2 separate regions of the Homo sapiens genome follow, and region 2 is linked to region 1. The links are chromatin contacts, found by Hi-C or POLR2A ChIA-PET in ENCODE. All regions are on one chromosome and are shown on one strand. The core of a region is the stretch at or near the end of the contact, and the rest is flanking DNA. Distances in the headings are between cores, read along the strand shown. Region 1 has its middle 34 kb from the start of LGSN. Region 2 has its middle 96 kb from the start of PTP4A1.

Evidence for each region. Hi-C counts contacts between places; a loop is a spot of excess contacts on that map. ChIA-PET counts read pairs that join two places held with the same protein, here RNA polymerase II (POLR2A). Pooled maps may share reads with other maps.
Region 2: a map of gastrocnemius medialis shows a loop between it and region 1 (10-fold over the local background). The contact joins two enhancer-like sites. A Hi-C loop is called at or near these places in 1 of 168 maps with a recorded cell type or tissue (gastrocnemius medialis) and 4 of 50 pooled maps. POLR2A ChIA-PET finds 5 or more read pairs at or near these places in 4 of 52 experiments (BJ, GM12878, OCI-LY7 and 1 more).

Annotation. Positions count from the first base shown.
Region 1 is chr6:63,351,107-63,356,972 of GRCh38, reverse strand. It overlaps a transcript of LGSN not described here. Among named protein-coding and RNA genes, the nearest start is that of LGSN, 34 kb to the right of the region's middle. RefSeq lists enhancers at 3,731-3,820, 3,921-4,190, 4,261-4,370. Within about 2 kb of position 3,757, at least 9 of the 41 ENCODE cell types and tissues checked have a DNase peak (open chromatin) inside an H3K27ac peak, as active enhancers do.
Region 2 is chr6:63,473,167-63,479,032 of GRCh38, reverse strand. It overlaps a transcript of LGSN not described here. Among named protein-coding and RNA genes, the nearest start is that of PTP4A1, 96 kb to the left of the region's middle. Within about 2 kb of position 3,170, at least 6 of the 41 ENCODE cell types and tissues checked have a DNase peak (open chromatin) inside an H3K27ac peak, as active enhancers do.

The DNA.
Region 1 (5,866 bases), core at 2,508-5,007:
GATGGCATTAGGAGATATAACTAATGTTAAATGACGAGTTAATGGGTGCAGCATACCAACATGGCACATGTATATATATGTAACAAACCTGCACGTTGTGTACATGTACCCTAAAACTTAAAGTATAAAAAAAAATTGGGGGTTGTGATTTTAACTTACATTTCTTTGTAACCATAAAGATGCTTTAAAGATTGGAAGACAATTGGTCATGTTGCAGTTTTGGCACTTAACATCCTATATTTTCAGGAGAAGATATCTCTTCTCCTAGGTATATGCATGGCACAATTCCTCAGTGTCTGTTCACATCTTACCTTCTCTATCCAAATGTCACATCTTTGACTACCTTACCTAAACATGCCTCATCTCTTGACTGTTACTTTTATTTCTTTTACTCTGCTTTATTTTTATTTTTCTTATTTTTTAACTTTTTGAGACAGAGTTTTGCTCTTGTCGCCCAGGGTGGAGTGCAGTGGCATGATATCAGCTCACTGCAACCTCTGCCTCTCAGGTTCAAGCGATTCTCCCACCTCAGCCTCCCGAGTAGCTGGGATCACAGGCACGAGCCACCACACCCAGCTAATTTTTGTATTTTTTTAGTAGAGATGGGGTTTCATCATGTTGTTCAGGCTGGTCTCGAACTCCTGACTTCACGTGATCTTCCTGCCTTAGCCTCCCAAAGTGCTGGGATTATAGGCATGAGCCACTGTGCCTGGCCTGCTTTATTATTATTTTTTTAAATGTGGACTATGAGTTGAATTGTTTTTCCCCAAAACGATAACTTGAAGTCCTAACCTTCAGGATCTCAGAATGTGATCTTATTTTTAAATACAGTGTTTGCAGATGTAGTCAAGATGAGATTATTAGGGTGGGCCCTAGTGCAATATAACCGGTGTCCTTATAAAAAGGGGAAATTTGGACATATATATATAGATGTGCGTAGAAGGAAGAATATGTGAACAGATACAGGAATAACACCATGTGAAGACAGAGTACTGGCGAGGTCCAGTGGCTCACGCCTGTAATACCAGCACATTGGAAGGTCAAGGTGGGTGGGTCACCTGAGGTCAGGAGTTCACAACCAGCATGAGTAACATGGTGAAACCCCGTCTCCACTAAATACAAAAAATATTAGCCAGGCATGGTGGCACATGTTGTAATCCAAGCTACTTGGAAGGCTGAGACAGGAGAATTGCTTGTACCTGGGAGGCAGAGGTTGTGGTGAGCCAAGATTGCACCATTGCACAACAGCCTGTGCATCAAGAGTGAAACTCCGTCTCAAAACAAAACAAAAAGACAGAGTACTGGAGTGATGCATCTACAAGCCAAGGAATGCCAAAGATTGCCAGCAAACGACTAGAAGCGAGAGAAAGGCCAGGAAAGATTTTCCTCCAGGTTTCAGAGACAGCATGGCTCTGTGGACACTTTGATTGAACTTCCAGCCATAAGAATTAATGACACAATAAATTTCTGTTGTTTTAAGTTACCCAGTTTACAGTACTTGGTTATGGCAGCCCAAAGAAATGAATACACCACCTGGCATAGGATGTACTCTTTTTGTTGTTCAATTTCTGCCTGCCTCTACTAGACTAATTACCATGAGGAAAGAGACAAAGTACATTTTCTTCACTTTTGTGCCCCAAGTACTTAGAACAGTGCCCAGCACTCAATACATATTTGCCAAGAGAATGTAGGGATATTTTATTTTTCATTTTTTTTTAAATTGATACATAATATTTGTATGTATTTGTAGGGTACATGTGATATTTTGTTATATGCATAGAATGTGTAACCATCAAGTCAGGGTATTTAGGATACACATCACCTTTTCCATTTATCATTTTTATGTGTTGGGAACATTTCAAGTCCTCTGTGTAGCTATTTTGAACTATACAATACATTGTTGTTTACTGTAGTCACCCTTCTTTGCTATGGAACTTTAGAAACTATTCTTTCTTTTTCCTCCCCTACACCCACACCCACACCCATACCCTTCCTAGTCGTTAGTAATTGTCATTTTACTCTGTACATCCAAGAGATCAACTTTTTTTTTTTCTCCCATATATGAGTGAGAACATGCAATATTTGTTTTTCTGGGTCTGGATTATTTCACTTAACATAATGATCTCCACTTCCATCAATGTTGCTGCAAATGGTATTATCTCATTCTTTTTTATGGCTAAATAGTATTCCATTGTGTATATGTATCATATTTTCTTTAATCATCTGTTGATGAACACAGGTTGATTCTCTGTCTTTGCTGTTGTGAATAGTGCTGGAATAAATATGTGAGCGCAGATGTCTCTTCAACATACTGATTCCTTTCCTTTGGATAATTGCCCAGTAGTGATAGATCATATGGTATTTCTATTTTTAGTTTTTTTGAGAAATCGCCATACTGCTTCCATAGTGGCTGTACTAATTTACATTCCCATCAACAGTGTACAAGAGTTACCTTTTCTTTGCATCCTCACCAGCATCTGTTATATTTTTGTCTTTTTAATAATAACTATTCTAACTGGGGTAAGATGGTATCTCATTTTGGTTTTAATTTACATTTCCCTGATGATTAGTGACGTTGAACATTTTTTCATGTATTTGCTGGCCATTTGTGTGTCTTCGTCCAAGAAATGTTATTCAGACCTCTTGCCCACTTTTTAAAGGGATTATTTATTTATTTTTTTTGCTGTTTGAGTTCCTTATGTATTTTGGATATCAGTCCCTTGTCAGACAAGCAGTTTGCAAATATTTTCTCCCATTCAGCAGGCTGTGTTTTCATGATATTGATGGTTTTCTTTGTTGTGCAGAAGCTTTTTAGTTTAATATGGTACCATTGTCTATTTTTATTTTTGTTACCTGTACTTTTGAGGTCTTAGCCATAAAGTCTTTGCCTAGACCAATGCCCTAAAGTGTTTTCTCTAGGTTTTTTCCCTAGTAGTTTTATAGTTTGAGGTCTCATGTTTAAGTCTAATCCGTTTTGAGTTGATTTTTATATGTAGTGAGAGATAGGGGTCTAGTTTCATTCTTCTGTGTATAAATATCCAGTATTCTTAGCACCATTTATTGAAGACGGTGTCCCTTTTCCCAATGTATATTCTTGGCAACTTTATAAAAAAAATCAGTTGCCTTATATGTAGACTTATTTCCAGGTTCTCTATTCTGTTTCATTGGTCTATGTGTCAGTTTTTGTATCACTGTAATGATGCTTTGGTTACTATAACCTTGTAATATATTTTGAAGTCAGGTGGTGTGATGTCTGCAGCTTTGTTCTTTTTGCTGAGGACTGCTTTGGCTACTCAGGCTCTTTTTTGGTTTCATGCAAATTTTGAGATTGTTTTTTCAATTTCTGTGAAAAACATTATTTTTTCTTTTTTTTTTTTTTTTTTTGCTACAAACTGCTTCTTTCTAAAAGAGAAATCTAAGTCCAGGTATTAATGAAGTAGGAAAAATTTCAATAATTATAAGAGTATAGTAGAAAACTTCACCTTACGTTCTGTTATGGTTCCCTACAAAATACTCTGTGATAGAAGCTATTTCTCTGGTAGGGAGAGTCTTAAACATCTGTGAGCATATCCAGGAAGGCACTGTTGCCAGGGATGGGAACATTTTCTGCACAGGAGACCCTGTTAGGTACTAAGGATCAGGTTTTCCTGTGTGTCTCAGGATGTTGCCTATTGCCTCTTGCCTGTTGGGTCTGCAACAGAAATCTGCAATTTCTGGCCAGACTGCTCAATTTCCTTCCCCTTTGGTGTTACTGACCTCTGCTGTTAAAAAGCAGCGCCTCTGCTTGCCTCTAAAGCTACTCTCTGGTTTCCAACCATTAAAACATTCAATAACCAATCTCATCATTCTGGAAAACAAATATCCTGGAGCTCAAAGGCTACAGAGACTTTTCCAATTATTTCCTAAAATGGCTTTTTAGATTTGAAAGTTCTTCTGTGAGAACCAGGGTCACGTGTCTGTCTTCAGCGTTACAGAGAAAGACAGATGGAGGTTGTTGCGCTCACAAGAGAAAAGGAAACTTAAGGCAGCTTCCCCTTTTCTTGACCACCGGATGTGTCTTCTGCAACTTCTGTGAACTCCAGTAATTGAGGTCATATTGTGGCATTAAAAAAAAATCCAGCTGTTTGCATGGTTCCCTTAATCCTTACTCTTATCTAATTCAACCACCTAATCTGGCCAAGAAATGTGAGGGGAACAAAATTCTATCCCTTTGTTTGAGAGACAGATGAACAGTCTCTAACATAACCCACAAATAAAACTGTGTGTCTGTGTGTGTGTGTGTGTGTGTGTCTGTGTGTGTGTGAGAGAGAGAGAGAGGAAGAGAGAGAGAGAGAGACAGACTGGAGTGCGGTGGTGTGATCATGGCTCAGTGAAGCCTTGATGTCCCAGGTTCAAGCAATCTTCCCGCCTCAGCCTCTTAAGTAGCTGGGACCACAGGCATGTACCACCACACCTGGTGAATTTTCGTATTTTTTGTAGAGATGGAGACTCTCTATATTGCCAGAGCTGGTCCCGAAATTCTTGGTTCAAGCAATCCTGCCTCAGCCTCCCAAAGTGCTGGGATTCTAGGCGTTAGTCACTACACCTGGCCAAACAAAACATTTTTAAGATTATTGATCTTAGTGGAGTCCTTGTGATAAGGCATAAGCATGACATTCCAAAATAGAAAGAATACAAAACAATGGATTTGCGCATAAATATCTCTACTAACATGTGAGTTTTGGAAAATTCCCTATTTCATGAATCATTAGCTTGTAAGTTTTGTTTTGATGTTATACAAGCATTTCTAAAACAAGTCTGTGTAGATGTTGCCACCTACTGTTTGCCTAGAAACATCCTTCATATAATTCATTTCATGTAACAATAGTCTTTTTTCTAATTGCATTTATTTTCCAGGAAGGTCATTTCTGTCTCAACCATTTCTTGTTTTAAAATTATTTGTCTATTTGTTACTTACTCTTAAGTACCATATCTACGAGGTCATTACAAGAAATTCTTTCTTTATACATTGGAAAATCCTGAGGCAATGACACAATTTTCTTTAAATGTTCTCTGATATATTGAAACAGTAAATCAGTCTCAGGTTTAAAAAGACTATACAGTATATGTCATTGAAACATCATTTAAAAAATTATTAGTCTCCATGTAAATCAAAGTGGTCAAGATCATTAGATTGCTGTTAGTTTTATTTTGACATTCATATTTAAGATATTTAGGCTGAGTGTGGAGGCTCATATCTGTAATCTTAGCCCTTTGGGAGGCCGAGGTGGGTGGTTCACTTGAGGCTAGGAATTCGAGACCAGAGTGGCCAACATAGGAAGACCCCGTCTCTACTAAAAATACAAAAAATTAGCCTGGCATGGTGGCGGGCACCTGTAATCCCAGCTGCTTGAAGCTGAGGCACAAGAATCACTTGAACCTGGGAGGCAGAGGTTGCAGTGAGCTGAAATCGCACCACTACACTCCAGCCTAGGTGGCAGAGTGAGACTCTGTCTCTGTTTCTGTCTCTCTTTCTCTGTCTCTCTCTCTCTCTCTCTTCCTCTCTCTCTCTCTCTCACACACACAGACACACACAGACACACATACACACACACACACAGAGATATTTATAAAGCAAATATCTGCTTTTTTTCCTTCCTTTTGTCTTAATCTTTTCAGGCTGCTATTAGAAAGCACCATAAACTGGGTGGCAGATAAATATCAGAAATGTATTTCTCACAGTTCTGAAGTTTGAGAAGTCCCAGAACAAGACACTGGTAGCTTTGGTGTCTGGTGAGGGTCTGCTTCCTCACAGACAGGGTTTTCTCACAGTAACCTCACATGGTAGAAATGGGAAGGGATCTTTCTGGGGTCTCTTTTATAAAGA
Region 2 (5,866 bases), core at 1,921-4,420, 120 kb before region 1:
GGAAAAGTGTTTCTTGGCTCTTCTGAGAGTACAACTGAAAGACATGTTCTCTCTTGTCTGTATCCTTTTATACGTCTCTGTAAGCTTGGAACCATTGTAACCACTGTGGTATCATGAAGGTTGTAAACCTTGGAATAAGCTGACACTGTAGAAGGAAAAGCTGAGAGAGGAAAAATTAAGTCTTTGATAAAATCACTGAACTCTTGCATCAAACCAACCTTAAAGCACACCCTACCTTTTGAATTTCTAGTTCATAAACCAATAAACACCTTAATTATTTACTCAAGCTTGTCTTTGATATTTGCAGTTTTCTTTGAGGAAATAAGTTTAAATTCTTGAATCTTTAGAGTAGGATGAACTGATGATCGTCTATATGATTAGAATGAGCCGTACATGGGGGTGGTGAGGCAGCATTTTCAGCTAGGGATTATTTTTGGCTCTTTGTTCCTCAGAATACTTCTTTTCAGCTTACCTCTCACAACCCCACCTGGGTGATGTAACTCAACTTATTTAGGGTGGATGATGGAAATTTAGATTTTTTTTTTTCAGAACGTCCTAGGGCCCACAGGAGTATTAGGGAAAGCAATACATGAAGAGTTGTACTTAGTTACCAGAACATTTTCATCACCCCCAAAAAGAAACCATGTATCCATTAGCAGTCACTCCGCACTGTGCTTCCCCCAGTCCTTGGCAACCACTAACGTACTTTCTGTCACTGTGGATTTGTCTATTACCCATTTATACATTTTAAACATTTTTTGGCTTAATAATTTACTAACCTCTTAAAATCCTCCCTCTTTGCTCTAATAGCCTTTTTGGTTTAACTTAAATTAGACAGTCAACTAAACTGGAACTCTTCAAATTTAGGTAGGTTCAGTGAATAGCTATGTATTTGACTCCATAAATCTTTACAGTATAAGATATATAAAACTTTATGTTCAGTTATTCTTCTTTTATTTTGTTTTTTCCCTTGATATAAGTTCAGTTCAAGAATACAGAATACTAAAGAAGGAAAAAGAATATGAGAAGTAGGAGGAGGATGAGGAGAAAAAGAAGAAGATGAGTAGGGGGAGGAGGAGGAATATGACAGTATCACAGAGAAAGGAAAATTTTATTGATGAAACCAAAGAAACAGCCACTGTTGGATTCTAGAAAACATTACCCTCCTCCTCTGCAAACAAAAAGGGATGAAGGCTGGGTGTGATGACTCATACCTGTAATCTGTAATCCCAGCACTTTGAAAGGCCAAGGAAGGAGGATTTCTTGAGGCCAGGAGTTTGAGACTAGTCTGGCCAACAGAGTGAGACCCCATCTCTACAAAAAAAAAAAAAAAAAAAAAAAAAAAGAAAAAAAGAAGAAGAAGAAGAAAAAGAAAAAGAAAAAAAAAAAGGATGAAAACCAAAACTGGATCTTACGTGATTTATGTGACGAAAAACATTTTTGAAGCTTCGTAGACTAGGACGAGACCCCCATGGCATATTTCAAAGAAACTCTCCATTTCTATGTTAAACCCTATTTCCTTTCAATAAACGATCTGATTTGGATATGTGAACTTTAAATGCTTTATTAGCCACGAGAAAAGAAGATACAGCAATTTCATCATTTTGGGAAATATAAGAACATCCTTTTACTTTGTAAAGTTTAAGAGATCAGATACATGTTTTTACATAGAACAAAAGAAGAATGATTAAATGTGATATTATGAGTTTTATTTTATAAAGGTAATTTATAATTAACTAAGAATGGATGACATAAAACTAACTGTTCTAGAACAGCATGTAACAAAGCAAAATCTATTGTCTGTCTTTTCTGACTTTTAAGCTTATGAAAGTTTGTTTTGTATTATTTCTTCAAGGAAGATTAACTGAAATTCTGTATATTAAATTTTAACTCTAAAATGGCATTCCTATCACAAACTGTGATGAGAAATGCTGCTTCCAACAGTTTTGGTATCAGAAAAACAGTAGAGCAAATGTTAGAAACAAATTTAAAAAGAGAACTTATTTTCCATCTGTCTAGGCTTGACTACTAGGAAGGGTTTCAATTAAAAGCCATAGCTTCAGAGTAAAGGATGCTTATTTCCAAATTTAGATGGGAAGAGTAACATAAGAAAGGTAGAAGCAGCAGAATGATGAAAAAGTGTTTATGATGAATTAAAAACAATGGCAAATTTTATAAGACTTCTTTCCTAGACGATTGGATCTAATTTCTCTTCATTGAATCTAGGCTAGTCATAGCGATTTCCTTGATGAATAAAGTTCAGTGCCAATATCACTGAGTGACTTCCAAGGCTGGGTCTCCTTGCAGCTTATTCTTGGTCTCTTAGAATGTTTGCTTCCTGTGCTCTTTAGACTCTCCCCTCTTGAGATACTATGTTTTGGAGTCTAGCAGCTGCTGAGTGAGAAGACCCAGCCACATGGAGAAACAGCATGTAGGTGCTTGAGTTAATAGCTCCAGTTGAGCTCCCAGCTGAAAGCCAGCACCGACTGCCTTGTATCTTTGACATCCAGTCCAGCTGAGCCTTCAAATGATCGCAGTTCCAGCCAATATCTAACTGCAACTGTAGGGGGAACTCTAAAGAGAATTGCTCAATTGAGCTCTTCCTGAACTACTAACACCTCACATTGTAAGCAAAATGAAATGGTTGTTTTAAGCTATTAAATTTTGGGGTAATTTGTTATGCCACAAGAGTTAATCGAACAGTCCTGGTTTTTTCAACTGCTCTAACTTCTGTCACATCAAGCTTTGTATGCTGAGGTTGTTAGATTTGCAAGGATAGGAGAACACAATCTGAAAACTTGCAATAAACAAGTCATGTAATTATGAGGTAGCACTATCTCACCAAGGTGAACTTTTAATGATTTTGTTGCTTAGTGAAGAATCTCCTTAAGCCTCTCTCTTATGGCTTCATTACATCTATCAGTAAAAAAAACCAAAAAACAAAACAAAACAAACAAACAAAAAAACCAAACCAAAATAAAACAAAAAATCTACATAATAATGTCCTTTATCTCCACTCGGCTCTTGATCTGAATGACATTAGACAGAAGGGGTCAGTACTCTGCCTGCTTGAACTTTGCTACTAGACACCCTGCCTTTTCCCTCTTCCTCTGAAGGGCTGCCTTTGATTTTAGCACTCCTTGGGCCTGCCAGAATTTCAGCAGTCCCAGTAGGTTCCAGGGCAGACTGTTCTGAGCATGACCTGCTGGCATCAAAACTGGTGTGTGACTAAATTCTGATCTGCCCAAAACATTTTCTTACTTTAGCAACAACAGTTGTTGTTGATGTGCTGCTTCTTCTTTTTTAAACTTAGTGCTTGGGGTTGTTAACTACTATTAGCCCAGATATTAGAAACGTGTTTTTGGTATATCAGTCAGTCCCTGCCCACTATCTGGCATACTCTATATGAAGTTTGAAGCATATTTCAAGCCTTATTTCGAATACCTCTTTAATGGCCTAGGATAAGAGACAAAATTTATACCAACCTGTTTGAAATATTCAATTGTATAAATGCCTCATTCTTTGTTTCACCATTAGGTCACTGAATTTTATTAATCATCTCAAAGTACACACATATCACTTCCCCAGGATTTGTAATAACTATTAACCAGAAACATACCATGTTGGGTTGGTATGATATCTTTGGATGTCAAGTATGTTGGGTCTCTATGGGTGGTAATAGAGGGCAATTGGGTGTCTTTTTTTTTTTTTTTTTTTTGGCAGATCTATTCATTTAAAGCAGAAGTTGCAAACCCAAAAGTCACTGCAACAGCATGCCAATGGGGTTGGCATGGGGTGTTAGGGTATGGGGACTATGAAGTATATGATGAGGTATATGAATGAAGACAGTAAGTTTGTAAATGCATTTTATAGCAGCATTTCTGCATCCTAAAACAAATCCTTTTTGATACCTCAGTTCTTACACTTGTTTTGTCCTTATAGAGGTCATTGTTCTTACAGTGGTTTGTTTTATAACAATGTTTTTAGTTGAACGTCTACAATGGAGACACATTTCGTTTGCATATTAAACTTGTAGGAATAATTATTATTTCCACAAAGAAATATTCATTGTCTCATTTTGCACAAAATCTGTGGGGAAGTCAACCTTTCATTTTCTCATTTTCTTTCCTTTTTTTTTTTTTTTTGAGACGGAGTCTTCTCAAATCATCGCAACCTCCACCTCCCAGGTTCAAGCAATTCTCCTGCCTCCACCTCTCAAGTAGCTGGGATTACAGGCATCTGCCACCACGCCCAGCTAATTTTTTTTATCTTTAGTAGAGACAGGGTTTCACCATGTAGGCCAGGTTGATTTCAATCTCCTGACCTCAGGTGATCCTCCTGCCTCAGCCTCCCAAAGTGCTGGGATTACAGGCGTGAGCCACAGCGCCCAGCCTAACTTCCCACTTTCTTTTTTTTTTTTTTTTGAGATGGAGTCTTGCTCTGTGGCCCAGGCTGGAGTGCAGTGGTGTGATCTTGTCTCACTGCAAGCTCCACCTCCCAGGTTCATGCCATTCTCCTGCCTCAACCTCCTGAGTAGCTGGGACTACAGGCACCTGCCACCATGCCCAGCTAATTTTTTTGTATTTTTAGTAGAGACGGGGTTTCACCATGTTAGCCAGGATGGTCTCGATCTCCTGACCTCGTGATCCGCCCACCTTGGCCTCCCAATGTGCTGGGATTACAGGCATGAACCACTGCGCCCGTCCCGTTTTCCCACTTTCTACACAAACATGAATGCAAAGAAATATTTCTGTGTTCTAAGAAAGTCAGCTGTCCACATATAGTGATAAATGGCAATCCATACTTGGTTTGCATGTTAGAGAAAAACAGAAAGTGGTAGTTACTGGGTTGAACTGAAGAGTACAGGCAGCTTCTAAAAAGGACATTGTCACCCAGTTCTACCTATGTGTCATGTGTGAATGTCATAATATGGGCCAAGTTCTCCCATGTTACCTGATTTCCCATGGAAAGCTGGATTTGGGATAAACATCTTCTGATTCCAAATATTGGCAACCAAGTCAATTTATAAATGAATGAGTGAGTTAAACTCAGCACATTGTGAAAATAAATGGCTTGAGGGCTGCCAATGGAGCATGTATCTTTAATCTAAAGGGTTGTTATAGTTTTGGGCTTTTTAAATGATTATGATGTATATCATTATTAATAGCAAACATTGAGCAGGTATAACCAAGGACAATTTTCTAGACAGAGAATCTGGCTCAAACACAGAAGTAACATCTCAAGAAGGACATGTGTGAGACAAATCCAATGTGGAATATACAGATGCGGATAAATGGGATTAGGACTACTTGGACCCCAGTCAGGAAGAGAGAAGAGTCTTCTCTCAAGTATATCTGCCAAGGATTATTCATCTGTTTCGTAACAATGAAGGAATAAAAATTGATATAGAATCTATTAAAATACACTTCCTCCAGACAATTATTTATGTGTAGGTTGTGGACTAGGGGTGGGAGAGCAGGACTGGTGTGGCTGAGACATTGGTTAAAAACTGAATTTAAACATGAGCTAGATTTTTTTTTTTTTTTTTTTTTTTTTTTTTAGACAGAGTGTCGCTCTGTTACCCAGGCTGGAGTGCAGTGGCATGATCTCGGCTCACTGCAACCTCTGCCTCCTGGGTTCAGGCTATTCTAGTGCCTCAGCATCCCTAGTAGCTGGGATTATAGGCATGCACCACCATGCCCGGCTAATTTTTTGTGTTTTTAGTAGAGACAGGGTTTTGCCATGTTGCCCAGGCTGCTCTGGAACCCCTGAGCTCAGGCAATCAGCCCACCTCAGTCTCCCAAAGTGCTGGGATTACAGGTGTGAGCCACTGCGCCTGGCCTACTAAAAGATTTTTTAATGAAGC